Linked DNA regions of Homo sapiens: region 2 is linked to region 1. Evidence: chromatin contacts called from ENCODE Hi-C or POLR2A ChIA-PET data. All regions are on one chromosome and are shown on one strand. The core of a region is the stretch at or near the end of the contact, and the rest is flanking DNA. Distances in the headings are between cores, read along the strand shown. Region 1 has its middle 29 kb from the start of SMIM41-AS1. Region 2 has its middle 19 kb from the start of KRT85.

What was found. A loop is a pair of places that touch in the nucleus more often than their neighbours do. ChIA-PET counts read pairs that join two places held with the same protein, here RNA polymerase II (POLR2A). Pooled maps may share reads with other maps.
Region 2: POLR2A ChIA-PET joins it to region 1 with 10 read pairs in BJ. The contact joins two enhancer-like sites. A Hi-C loop is called at or near these places in 1 of 168 maps with a recorded cell type or tissue (posterior vena cava) and 2 of 50 pooled maps. POLR2A ChIA-PET finds 5 or more read pairs at or near these places in 6 of 52 experiments (AG04450, BJ, H1 and 3 more).

Annotation. Positions count from the first base shown.
Region 1 is chr12:52,144,306-52,151,072 of GRCh38, forward strand. No RefSeq gene overlaps it. Among named protein-coding and RNA genes, the nearest start is that of SMIM41-AS1, 29 kb to the left of the region's middle. RefSeq lists enhancers at 1-515, 3,060-3,354, 5,414-6,228. Within about 2 kb of position 3,171, at least 28 of the 41 ENCODE cell types and tissues checked have a DNase peak (open chromatin) inside an H3K27ac peak, as active enhancers do.
Region 2 is chr12:52,345,333-52,351,912 of GRCh38, forward strand. It overlaps the pseudogene KRT89P. Among named protein-coding and RNA genes, the nearest start is that of KRT85, 19 kb to the right of the region's middle. RefSeq lists an enhancer at 1,825-2,324. Within about 2 kb of position 1,484, at least 6 of the 41 ENCODE cell types and tissues checked have a DNase peak (open chromatin) inside an H3K27ac peak, as active enhancers do.

The DNA of each region.
Region 1 (6,767 bases), core at 1,921-4,420:
GTGTCACAGCTGTGCCAGGCAGCAAGAGCTGCGCCCAGAGAGGCTGTGCCCTCAGGAAGCTGGAGGGCTGGAGGGTGGCAGAGGCCCACCACAAAGCTGTGGGGTAGGGGCGGGGAAAGGGCCATCAGACCACAGAGCACAGTGGTCCGGGCTCAGAGAGGGGACGCTCCCCTTGTAGGAAAGACAAGATTTCACCAGGGAGTGCACTCCAGGCCATGGGCGGCCTAGCAAAACCAGGGAGGTGGAAGATGTGGGACCTCCTGACAGCAATAGCGGTCTGGTGTGGTGAGGATCTGTGGGGGTCAGGCTGCTGGGTGGGATGGCTGAGTGTTGGGGCCTTGACCGTTAGTGAAGAGCCCGTAGTGGAGGGCGGGGCCCAGGCAGGGAGACCAGCTGGGGTGGGGCTAGGGGCCCGAGTGGTCAGCAGGCAAGAGGGGCCGGGGCCTGGGCCTGGATGGCAGCTGGAGGGGAGAGGTTCACTGGGAGGAGAATCTCCTTTTCCTCTTGGACTGCATCGTAGGGAATCGAGGTTAGATGACTAGAAGAACTTCCTGGCGCAGATCTGGGGAAGCCCTGGCCCAGAGGCCTGGCCTTTACCCATCCCTGGATCCTCTGCCTCTCCCCAGCTCCCACTGTCCTCAGACACCCCTTGCCCCTGTCTGGGATTCTGGGGGTGAGCCCCGGCCTGGCCGAGGCCTGCTGCAGGGTGAGAGTTATGTTCCAGCTCCATTGAGTGATAAGTGCCACACTGCGACCTCTCTGGGTCTTCCCTGCCCACTACGGTGGGGGCGTGGGGCCCCTGCTCCATGGGCTGGGCTTCTGACAGGACAGTGGCAGGCCAAGGAAAGGACCTACCAAGCCCACCTTGGCTTGAAGGCTGAGGGGGTGAGAGAGGGCTGGGCGGGCCTGGTGAGTCTGGGGCACCTGGGCCTGCCTGCGAGGGTCCCTGAAGCATTGTGACAGTGACTGCAGCAGGAGGACTTCAGGCTGAGGCTGAGGGAAGAGTCCCAGCAGCTTCCTGGGAAGCAGAGGAGGGTGCTGAGCTCAGCTTGTGTGTCCCTGAGTGGCAGGCCTGGGCTTTCTGGGAATGCAGCCTGGGCCTGAGGGCAGGCGAGGGAGGCCAGCCAGGGGTCCTGCACCACCGCCCCCACCCACTGCCGGCCCCAGTCTGGCTAGGAGAGTGGGGGGTCTCCATTTCAGCCTGCTGGGCCTTTAGAGTAGGGCAGGGACTGGGGTGCTCTGGGGGCGGGGCAGGATCGAGGGGTGTGGGGTGAGGGGGAAGATGAGTCCCCTGGGCGTATTGGAACCCATGCCAGGGGCCTGGGTTTGACTCCCTCCCCTAAGGTGCGCATTCCCAGGGCCTGGGGGAGAGGAGTGGGCTTGGGGCTGTGTGCAGTGGGGCCCTGAGCTGGGAAGGCACGGAAGTGCCTGCTCTGACCCATCCCCCACCTCCGCAGGGCAGGCAGGCTGAGGCCTGAGTCTGAATGACCCCCTACAAGTCTTGCCATAAAGCCACTGGTGCTGGGAGGGCGTCTGCTGTTCTTAGTGGGGAACACGTCATGTCCCCAGCCCCTGTCCCTCTGTGTCAGCTCCCAGCCTGGGCGTGCACAGTCGGGTGCAGCAGAGGCTCCTGATGGCTGGACAGGGGGCCAGTGTGGGCGCAGTGTGGGCAGTCTGAGCACAAGTGGGGTTTGTGGGCAGTGTGGATGCTGGGGGGCTTAGCGGAGGGTTACTGGAGACGATAGAGGTGTGCGGTGCTCCTGGGCTATAGAATAGGGAGGAGGATTAGAAAGGGCCTGGGAAGGCAAGGCTTGGAGGGCTGGTTAGGTTTTGGAGCAGTGGTTGGGCTGACAATGGAATTTTGGGCACACAGATGATCTGAGAGGGGTGAGGGTCAGAGCTGGGGTTTAGGATGGGATTGGTTTAGGGCTGGGTTGTGAGGATGGAGTAGGGCTTGAGCACAGAGAAGCAAGTAGAGTTTGGGGCACAGTTCAAATTTGGGGTTAGGGTTGGGATTAGTACCATGTCAGATGAAGGGATGGATTCAGGGCTGAGGGTGAGGGCCATTTGCAGTTAGCACCGGGCACAGCTCGGGGTTGGGTGAGGCTGGGTCAGGGCGAGGGCTTCTGGGGTAGGATCAGGTGCGTGGGGCCTGCTGAGAGTGTCCGAGGATCTGCTCGTTCTGCCCTGTGGTGTCCCTGATGGGCTTTTTCTCCCTTTTTGCAGGGTTGCTCTCAGCTATGGCCTTGGTTGGAGACCCAGCTGGTGGCCAGACCCCACCACCCTTTGGGTTTGGACCAGGGCTCCAGGAGGTGGCATCCTGCAGTGGAGCCCCAGACTCTCCAGGGATGGAGTATCAGCTGAAGCAGGGGCCCCCATTTCACACTGGAAAGGGCCTGGGGTTTGGGGTTCCCCCCTGCCGGGGAATCCAGGGTCCCCACCCCTGCCTGCTGCCTGCCCTCCTGCCTCGGCCTCACTCTGGGTCCTTGTCTGGGAACCTTAGCACCTTCTTTGAGCCGCTGGTGGTGTTGGCGCACTTAGCAGAGCAAGCCCTGGCCCCTTTCCTCACAAACCTCACTCCCAGGTCTAGGCGGGGAGGCTGGGCTGCTCCTCATTGTCTTAAGCAGAGCGGTCACCTGAAGGCCTGGCCGTCTCACCTTGTCATGATTCCTCCACATTTGAGAGTGACGGAGGGGCAGGGAGTCAGGGCTGTGTCCACAGTGTGTCCTCAACCCAGACTGAGCCAGGCCCATGGCTCTCACTGAGGTCCTCTCCTTCTGCCTTGGTTTCCCTCTGAGTCCAGCCCCATGGGGAAGCTGGGCTCCTGGGCCTCAGGCCTGATGCTCCCTGTGCCAGGGCCTGTCCCCTGCTACTGCACTGAGCTGGAGTCGGGGGCCTGGTTGTGGGCTTCTGCTCCTGGTCTCAGCGAGACCTCCAGGCTTCCTTGGGCCCAGCTCCTCATCTCAGCCGGTCGCACCTGGGCAAGTCCAGTCAGTGTGAGGGGCTACTTCGGTTTCCTCACTGTGGCAGGGATTGGGGGAGCTCCTGAGCCCTGGGCTGGGGTGGGTCCGGAGGGGTGGGGGCTCCTGGCTGGGCTGGGTGTGCCTGTATGTGACTCAGGCTGGATGCCCAGGCCCTGAGCTGGCGGCTTTGTTCTCCCACTGGCCGGGTAGGGTGCGTGCTGCAGCCCTGAGTCACCCGGGTGTGGCCGAGCTGCTGGCGGGACACCAGAGCCATACACCGCCACACTCACAGAGATCCACACACTGGAGCTCAGGACACGGCGCCCTGAGAGCGGAGGGCCCCCCTGGTGTGGGTGCCGTCACTGGTGCCTTTCCCTCGGTGGTGCTGTGAGACATTCCCAAGAAGCTCCTTGGTGACTAAGGGCCCTGTGCTCCTGGAGCAAACTCAGCTGTTTGCTGAGAAGGCCTTCCTTCTCTTCGTGGTTACTCCCTGGTTAGGGCCTGGAGGGGGACCTGCAGGCACAGCTGGAGACCCTGAGGGGCACACAGAGCCTTCCCCCGCTGCCTGATAAAGGGCATATGCAGGTGACCATGTGCCATCTGTCCAAACTGTGCACCCACTGGATCCTTGAAACAGTTCTGAGAGGAAGGTGCATTGTTCCCACTTTACAGATGCGGACACCGGGGTTGCTAATAGTTGTCCAGAGTCACCCGACTAGCATGTGTCCCACTGGGACGCTCCTCCTCAGGTGCTCTGTGTGGCCTGGTCCCGGCCCTTCCTCCACTTCAGTCCAGCTCACCACTAGGACCCCCTCGACACCACCCCTCGCTCAGTCAGGCAGGGGCCCACAGGGCCTGGGGCCAGATCTTCCCATGGGGAGTTGTGTCACTGTCCCTCCCAGGCATGGGGCCTGGCGCCCAGGCCCCTCCACTGCCTCTGAGGATGAAGACACAGGGCTCTGCTGGACTCCCTGGAGCGGCCCTGACCTGCTTTCTCTGGGCTAACAGTGGGAGGTCCTGGGGGACCTCCCTACTTGGGGGATCCAGGCCTCACTGCCCCCAGGGACAGCGCAGGAAGTGTGTGCATATCTGTGTGTGTGGGATGGGGCAGGAGAGGCAGCTTGGCTTATACCGGGTGTTGGGGGAAAGCAGTGCAGGTTCGGGGAACCTGGGCCCTGAACTGCATGTGGACAGCCCCCTCCCACAAGGGTGAGGATGGGCACACAGGGGCCCTGCATCCTAGGCCAGGCTTGGGTTCTCGGAGGCCAGCTGGAGCTCGCCTGCTTTTCTCAGGTAGACCAGGGTCTGCTACAGACCCTGCTGCCCCCAGAAAGGCCTAGCCTGGTGCAGTGGGGTGAGCGGGCGGGGTGTGGCCCCAGGAGCTGGCCCCACCCCCTGCACCACCCTGCTTTGTCAGAAGCTGTTTGAGGCAGAGAATAAAGCACCTTATTAGGTAAGAAATGCCTTCTGCCAGGTGGGGAGAGGCCAGGCCCGCCTCTGCCCCCAGGCCTGCCTGCCCCGCCCTGGCAGAACACCAGCTTCTGTGGCATCTCAGTCCTGGCCCGAGCCCAGCAACCCCACACCCCCTCACCCCATGGAGCTCCGGCCGTCCTGCCCCAGACTTGGGTGGGGGCACCTGGCATGGGGAAGCCTGGCCCTCCCACCTGGGAGGCAGAAGAGGCAGCCTCACGAGTGTCAGCTTGGGGGCTGTGTGACCTTGGCCAGGTGACCCCTCCTTCCTAAGCCTGAACTTTCTCTTCTATACAATCAGCGGGTGTGCAAGGGGCCTTGAATTCTCCTGAGGCTTCTTAACCCCATTGGGTGTCCCTCCACTTACAAACACGGGCCCAGGGTGCACCCGTCTCCAAGGGCGTAGTCTCAGCCCCCTTGCTCCAAACCCAGAGCTTGCCTATGGGGCTCCCCATCTCTGTTCCAGGGAAGCAGGGGTCCAGGGCAGGTCAGTCAGTTTTCCAGGCAGGGCAGCCTGCTTGGCTTGGCTAGTTACAGCAATGGGGCCTTGTAGAGACAGGACCTGAGGAAGCTGGCGCTGCCTCCTTAGACCTGTTTCTCTGCCAGAAATGCCTCCATTTCCAGCTGTCAACTAGAAGCCGACCGTCCCCAAAGCCCCCAGGCCAGGCCTTAGGTACAATGTGTTTTGCATCTTCTGTTGCCCGTTGGAACTTGGCTTTGGAGATAAAAGTCCTGACTCCACATTTCCAAAGTGTCTTTTAAGCATTATCCGGTTTGACTCTTATCTACAGGACACTTTGGCAAATGAGGCTTCACAGCATGGCTGGTGCTCTCTGCCCTGGAAAGGACAGTAAAGGAAGGGAGCCTGTCTTGTCTCTGTCGGTCCTGGAAAGATTGGAGCTGGGGGCGTCCTTGGATAATGTCTAGACCAGCCTCCCACTGTGGAGTCCAGATTGGCCTAGAGCCCAGGATCCTGCCCCCTCCTCCTGCCCCCTGTCCTGGCCAGAGGCTGCCTGCTCTCCCTATTCCATGTCTTTCTGGCCCAGCCAGGGGACACAGGGTTGGGGCAGGTTCCAAGCCTCCACCTCATGGAGGATCCCTGCTGTGGGCCTTCCTTCCCTCTGCCTCTGTCCCGTGGAGCCTTCTGGCTTTCCCATTCCTAGCATAGCAATTGCACAGAGGTTTTGCAGGAGGACTGACAAGGCAACTTCTGCTGTGCGAAGAAAACAAGGCAAGACACTTGACCATGGCCGCCATGCACAGCTGCCCTCTCCCGTTCCCAGCCTCCCCTGCATGGAGTGGCCCTCAGAGGCTTTTTGCGCTCCCCTGGCCAAGTGCACAAAGGGCCCTTCAATTCCAAGTTCCTGTGGCTGCACCCCCTCCTGAAAGCCCTGGGGCTCAGGGAATCCCCCAGTATCATGCCAGTTTGGAATCCAGGAAGTCCTAGCAGGAAGTTCTCCCTGTTGCCTGGCTCCAGTCTCTCCTGCTGTGTTTCAAGCCCCTTCTCTTCTTGCCCTGTCCTCTGGAGGGAGCAGACTGCCCAGTGCTCAGGCCACAGTAAGTTGGAGGTCAGAGCCACAGGGGCCCTAGTTCTCTCCTGTTTGTCCCTATCTGTGGGTTTTGGGCAAAGTGAGGCTCCTTGCTGAGCCCCCACTGGGGATGCCCTCTGTTCTCCTTCCACTGGCTTGTCCTGGCTTTCCACACCTCACGCACGCTCTCCTCTCCAGGAAGCACTGCCTGCTGCTCCCCCCCGTCTAGCCTTGATTCTGCATCTTAGTCGGTCCCCGCATCCTCTCTGTGTCCCCTGCCAGCCTGTGTCCCCAGTGCCTTCGACAGTGCCTGACACTAGTTGGTGCTCAATAAGTATTTAAGAGCTTGAACAGTTTCCACAATGGGGAACTCACTACCTCATTATGGCACCAAACATTGTGGGAAGCTCTAATTCTTTGAAAGGTCTTTCTGGCACGGAACTGACACCTACCTCCCATCAACCTCCATTCTGGGGAAGGACACACAGGGTCTCCACCCTCTTCCCAGGCCAGCAGCCCTTCAAACACATGCTGAGAACCATGGTCAGCTGACTCTTCCTGACTTTCCAAATGGAAATTGCAGAGTAGACCCTGTAGGTCCAACCCGCTAGGGCCTTTGCTTTGGTTCACAATGCTTTACCTGGGGGCATCTGAACACCACATGTAAACTTAGACTATCTTTTTCTCCTGGGCTGTAGGCTGATACTAGGCCCTGGAGGGGGTTAGAGAGAAGAGGGGACTGCAGGGTCTCTTCAGATCACCACCCCCTCTGGGTCACTGATGTGCCTTCTTTGGGCCTGGACCA
Region 2 (6,580 bases), core at 234-2,733, 200 kb after region 1:
GATCACCTGAGGTCAGGAGTTCAAGGCCAGCCTGGCCAACATGGTGAAACCGCGTCTCTACTAATAATACAAAAAAAATTTAGCTGGGTGTGGTGGTGGGCGCCTGTAATCCCAGCTACTCAGGAGGCTGAGGCAGGAGAATCGCTTGAACCCGGGAGGTGGAGGTTGCAGTGAGCCGAGATCACGCCACTGCACTCCAGCCTGGGCAACAAGAGCGAAACTCCGTTTCAAAAAACAAAATAATAATAAAGTTATGAAAACCATGCTCTGGGCTCTGGGAACTCTGGTCTTCTTTGTGGGGGCAGGGCTGCTCCTGGGCTACAATCTCACAGGCAGGAGGAAGAGGGCTGGGCTGCTGGAGGAGGGTGGGGGAATGGCTTGAAGAAGGGGTTGCTTCTAGGAATTCAAGTCCTTGGATATTGGGGCAGGGGGAATAAAACCTCATGGGGGTGGCTTCATAGAGCTTTGTGTTTTGTACAGTGTAGAATTTAAAGGCTCTGTGGAATATCTGTCTGTTTTTAAATAGTTCCACAAATATTTATTGAGTGACTCACTGCACTTCAGGTGATTTAGACCAAGACACAAAGAGATTAAATGTCTTGCTTCAGGTTTTGCAGCAACTTCAGTTAAGCTGGGACCAGATACCAGGGACCTGGACTTCAAGTCCAGTGTCCTTCCAATGGGTTCTTTGTGGCTGGGAAATAGAAGTCCAGAGAGGCAAAACCTCTTCTCCAAAGGCACAGAGAAAGGAGAAAACCAGGGAGTTTGGCACACCTGGGCTCTGGCCTGGCCAGGTCCTCAGTCCCAGGGGCCTTTCCACCTGGGTTGTTTCTCCTCAGGTATGAAGAAGAGCTGGCCCTCAGGGCCACAGCTGAGAATGAGTTCATGATGCTGAAGAAGGTGAGTAACTGTTCTCACATGGGAAGAATTAAATCCTGGACACCGGACGCTCTGATGCTGTGGGCCCTGTCAGGTTCCCATTAGCCCAATTGTTGGTGGTAAGGTACTGGAGCCCCTGGCACAAGAAGGTGGGTTAGTTTGGTTGCAGAAGCCATCATAGAGCCCATGCAGGAATCCAGACAGTGCCGATAGAGCCTTCATAAAAAGAAAACCTCACCATGCTCCTGCTTGACTTTTTTTAAACTACTGGATTGGCTGAAATGTTCAATTTTAATTCCGTCTTGGTTTTTTGCGGGCATTGCCTCCCCCTGTTATCCAAGACTAGGGGTTGGTTCTCAGCTTGTTAATGATTTCAAAGTGTGACCATCATTCAGTGCAATTGGTGATGATGGAAAAGCCCTGGGGAATAAAACTGTGAATGGTTTCCCTTTTGTTTCATGTTGCTGAGTGAAAGTGCATGTGAATGTTCTTTAACAAGTAATGTGCTTGCTTGCCAGCCTCCTTATTTGTGAGTATCACAGGGTGGAGTGAAGGCTGGTGACAGATCTGCCAATAGAGGCTTGGCCTTGGTCTCAGGCAGGAGAGTCAGCTATTTGAGTGCTGGTGGTTTCCTGGCCTGGGCTCTGAGGACAACCTACAGAGAGGCTCTGTGACTGTCGCATGCTTGTACTCTGTGGGTCAGTCTGGCTGGGAGGCAGCAGCCTGACGTTCTGGGCCGTGGTATGAGGCTTCCTTCTTTGGCAAGGTCCTCGGCTCTCCACTTCATTTCCCCAAGTGGTCTCATTTATGCAATGGGAGGTAACGTCACTGGCAGACAACAAAGGCTCTGTCCCTTCTAGGGGGTCCCTGAAGGTGAAGATCAGAAGTCTAGGTTAGACTTGTAAGTGAAGGGTGGCTGGGCAGGGTCAGGCCAGAGGCAGAGAGGTGGGCCAGGAGGTGGCCTCAGGGCCCGCTGAGGAGAGCCGAGGCTCAGGGGCACAGCGAGGGGGACAAAGGTCACTCCACATCCTCTTGTGTCTATCTCCACCAGGATGTAGGCTACACCTATCTGCACGAGACGGACCTGGAGGCCAACGTGAGCCGCTGAAGGAGGAGTCAGTCTTCCTGCAGTCCCTCTACGGGGAGGTAAATCTCTCCCCATCTCTGGAAGAGCAAGTGAGAGAGGAGACAGGGGAGGGTTTCCTTGGAGTGTGGCCTGTCCTGGTTCCTGGGTTCTAGGAAAGCTGTACATTCTTGACTCTCCTAGGCCTGGATATTTTTCCTTATGTGACCAGAGGGGATTTTTCTCTTGTTCGGGTGGAACTGGGTGATGCCCTTCCTTTAAGATGATTTGAAAGAAAGTGGTTAATTCCCATGTCATGAAGTGGAGATCTGACAATTAATTTATTAATTTAGGTAGTGTAAAAACCCAAGCAGATAATCCAGGCCTCTCCCTCTGGCCACAATCTGGTTGATTAGATTTGTGCATAGAGCTATAGCTGATCTGGATTATTCAGGCCCCAAGGCGGGGTGAGCCGGGGTGACGGCATACACATAAATCCAGCTCTGTTGATCCCTGTATTAGTAGAATTCCACGTTACTCATTGCTTTGAGGCCACAGTCCCAATTCCAGCCTTTTCCTCTTAGAACTACAGTTTTTAAATTTTCCTGACTTGCTGGTAGTTTTCTAATTTCAGAGTTGGGATATTTTTTTTTTTTTTTAATTTCCTGAGAAGATAGGATCAGAAGGGGATTTGGAGTTGAGGGCACTGGTTGCTGTCTTCTACAGGAAATCTGCCTCCTTCAATCACAAATCTCTGACACCTCCATGGTGGTGAAGATGGACAACAGCTGGGAGCTCAACATGGACTTGGTTGTGGCTTAGATCAAGGCTCAGTATGATGATATTGCCAGCTGCAGCCGGGTGGAGGCTGAGACCTGATACCAAACCAAGGTAGTCTGGAGGGCAGGGCAGCCCCACTGAGACAGGAGGATAGCTGTGAGCCTCGAGTTTCCCTGGGAAACGCACTCCTGCACTCTAGAGGGGCTGCCGCTGAGGTCCTGGGTAGAGCAGGGCCAGAAGGCGGGAGAGCTGTGGAACAGTAGGCTGGCTGATTGGGTCGGGGACAGCAGCCTCTAGCCATTGTTTCTGCGTGTTTGCCTCTCAACCTGCAGTGCGAGGAGGTGAAGGCCACAGTGACCCAACAGGGTGAGAACCTCCGCAGAACCAAGGATGAGCTCAACGAGCTGAACTGCATGATCCAGAGGCTGACGGCAGAGGTGGAGAACGACAAGCAGCAGGTTGGGGGGCGCCGAGACCCCGCTCCATACACCTGCCACTTCTTGTCTGGTTCCTGCTTCCCTCCTATCTTCAGGGACTGCTACCATTTGGAGAGGCGTGTATTTGAACTGTGCCAGAGTACACTACTATAATCAGCATGCAAGGGCTCCTGTTCCAACACCCACTATTATCAAACTTCCAAATTCTTGTGGATCTGATAGGTGTAAACTGGCACCTAATTGTTATTTTAATTTTCATTTCTTTGGTTAAGTAGTGATATCAAATCTTTCCTCATACACTTACTAGTTATTTGTATTCCCCTTCTAAGACCTGTCTACTCATATATCTGCCCATTTTTCTATTGTGGTTCCTTCCTTTTTTCTTAGTGATTTGCAGTATTCCTTTGTCCATTCTATCTGGATTGTAAGCCTTTGTCAGTACACATATTGCAATTAACTTTCTCTCAGTCTATCACTTGTCTGTTTGTCCTTTATTGAGCCCAAATCTTTAAGCTGGATGTGCCCAAATCCATCTTAAGTTCTTCCTTTAATGGTTTAGACTTAGAAGGTATTGAGGTAATAGAGGTAGCCTCTTAAATTTCTCCCCCCGTTAGTTTTATAGTTTTACCTCTTGCATTTAGGTCTGTGATCCATCTGAACTTTATTTTTTTTTTTTGTATACACAGTGAGTAGGGTTCTAAATTAATTTTTCTACATATCATAAGAAAATAGATTATGTAATCCATCCTTTCGCCAGTGATTTGTAATACTACCTCCAGCACAACACAGTGCTCCCACACATGCCTGGCTTAATCTCTGTCTTCTGCCTTCTGAGTTGCTGTTCTTCATCACTGCACAGGATGTATCATTAGTAATTTGTTGTGGTTAAGACCTGAGTAATGAAATATGCGAGTGGTTTACTTTTTAGATGTGAAATTAGAGAAGATTCGAAGTTGTCCCGTGATAACAGTGCTTTTGTTCATTTGCTTCTGATATGCTTTCTTAAGCGGGGTGAAGGGAGGGGCTGTAGTTAGTGTGTCCGGAGTTGTTGCACATGGGAGCTTCTTTCAGCAAGATGATCTCAGCAGGCCAAAGAGTGAGACCCTGCACAGTGGCCTTTGAATACCTGAGCTTGGTGCTAATTAACTGCATAGCTTAGGGCAAGTCACAGCTTTTTGGAGTCTTAATTTCTTCATTTGCATAATGGGAACAATAATGCCTGTAGTGACAAGCTTGCAGAATAACTTTGAAGGTCAAATAAGATAACATCTATGAAAGTACCTTGTAAACGAACAACGGTATATACAAGTATAAGGTAATATCACTAATAATGATCATTCCTATTTCAGTGCTAACATTTCCTCCCTCTAATGGCTCACCTGCCAAACTCAAGTCAGTTTTATGATAAAGTGTACAAAAATGAAGGAAAAAAATCCAAATGGGCCATGTCCCTGCCTAGTTAATTTTCCATTTATATGTATTTCTTTTAAATAGTATTAAGTTTAAAAATTAACCGTTTTGAATGGAGATAAAATAGGATGACCAAGGCCACTGGAGACCCACCAGAGTCCCCACAACCTGCACCCTTTTTAAACTCCTTCCCTTCTGTCCATCCCCACAGCGCTGCAAGCTGGAGGCTGCGGTGGCCCAGTCTGAGCAGCAGGGTGAGGCAGCCCTCAGCAATGCCCACTGCAAGCTGGCTGAGCTGGAGGACGCCCTGCAGAAGGCCAAGCAGGACATGGCCTGCATGCTCAAGCAGTACCAGGAGGTGATGAACTCCAAGCTGGGCTTGGACGTGGAGATCGCCACTTATCGCAAACTGCTGGAGGGTGAGGAGATCCGGTGAGGACAGGGGCTCCAGGGTCCCTTCAGGTTCCTACTCAGAGCTGGACTGAAATATTCCAGGCAGAGAATGTTCAAACTGGGAAAGACTCTAGAAATCATGGACTCCAACCATGTCCCCATTTTGCAGATAGGGAAACTGACATCAGAGAGGGGAAGGGGCTTGCCCAAGAGCACAGCCAGTTAATGGCTCACCTAAAATGTACCAGTCTCTGGGCTGGCCACCAATGCTCTTCTCCCTCCTGCACGGCCCCTCAGGCTGGAATCTGGATCTCATTCCAAGGCCACTACTTTACCCTCTTGACTGAAAGGATGTTTCTGCAATCAGCTTCAGTGGGTTCTTAAAGCTGGAATCATTCAGAAAATTAGTTAAAGGCCATTTGATTTGGGATGTGCAAAGAATCCTATCAACCTAGATAGCCTGGTGTTCAGGACCAGGGAATAGAAATGAGCGGCACAAGTTCTGTCCTTGCAAAGGAAGACAAGACAGACATACATCAGTCCTCCAGAGCCTGGGGTTAGTGGCCCAGGGAAGCTGTCACAGAAGGAGGCTGCCTTCTCAACAGCTGAGGAGAAGCTATGCTGACAATTTGAGCCAAGAATTGAGGGCAGGTGAAGCCAGTGTGGGGCAGAGTGATGCGTATTTACACCTGGGATGGTTGCATGGTCCTCTGGACTTGGGACGGCCACATCGTTAGAGTTTCTAGCTGGGTCCCTTCAGGGCGGGGAGGCTAGACTGGGTAGTAGAGTATACAGGTGAAGAGCACAGGCCATGAGCCCACTCTGGGTTCAAATCCCAGCTCTGCCACTTATTAGCATGTGACCTCTTTGTACCTCAGCATCTTCAGCTGTAAAACAGAGATAATCACAAAATCCACCTTGTAAGGCTGTTGCAGGATTAAGTGAGTTTTAATGGAACATAGTAAGCCCCAGTAGGAGGAGGTGATTGTCATGAGATGATGGCCAGGCTGGGCTGCCCCCATGAAGAGGGAACTCAAAGGCCTGGTTGGCTTTGGAAACCTTCCATGAAGCGTCACTGATGGCAGCCCGGCCACGCTGCTGGACTTGCTCCATGCTTGGCTCAAGCACACACACTTTTCTGCCAGCTTCCTTGGGGCTTTGGGTGAAGCCACTGGAGTTCTGTCTGCATTCGGATACTTAAGCCCCCAACCCACTCACTAGCATTCAGTGAGCAGCTGGCACTTGCACTGATTTTCATTATGATACTAATAATTAATGGATTAATAACTCAATCAGAATTATTAGTACACATCCCCTATCCATGTGATTTTAAAGTCAATTTAGCATATTGTGCTATGTGTACTGTGGCCATTGACCTTTTAAGAGACTGCCTCCTCTTGGCATTTAAAATATTTAATTTAATTACATAAGTAATGCTCGCTGCTGCCAATACAGAAAATAAGAAAACAAAAGCATTCAGAGCCACTCAACTCAGAGATAGCTGTCGCCAGCATTGTGGTTTGACAGGCACCACCACGGGCACTGTGGGTTCCTTGAAAGGGCACAGTCGTAAGGCTGTGGCAATGCCAGACTGAGTGGCAGGAAACCGAGCCAGATG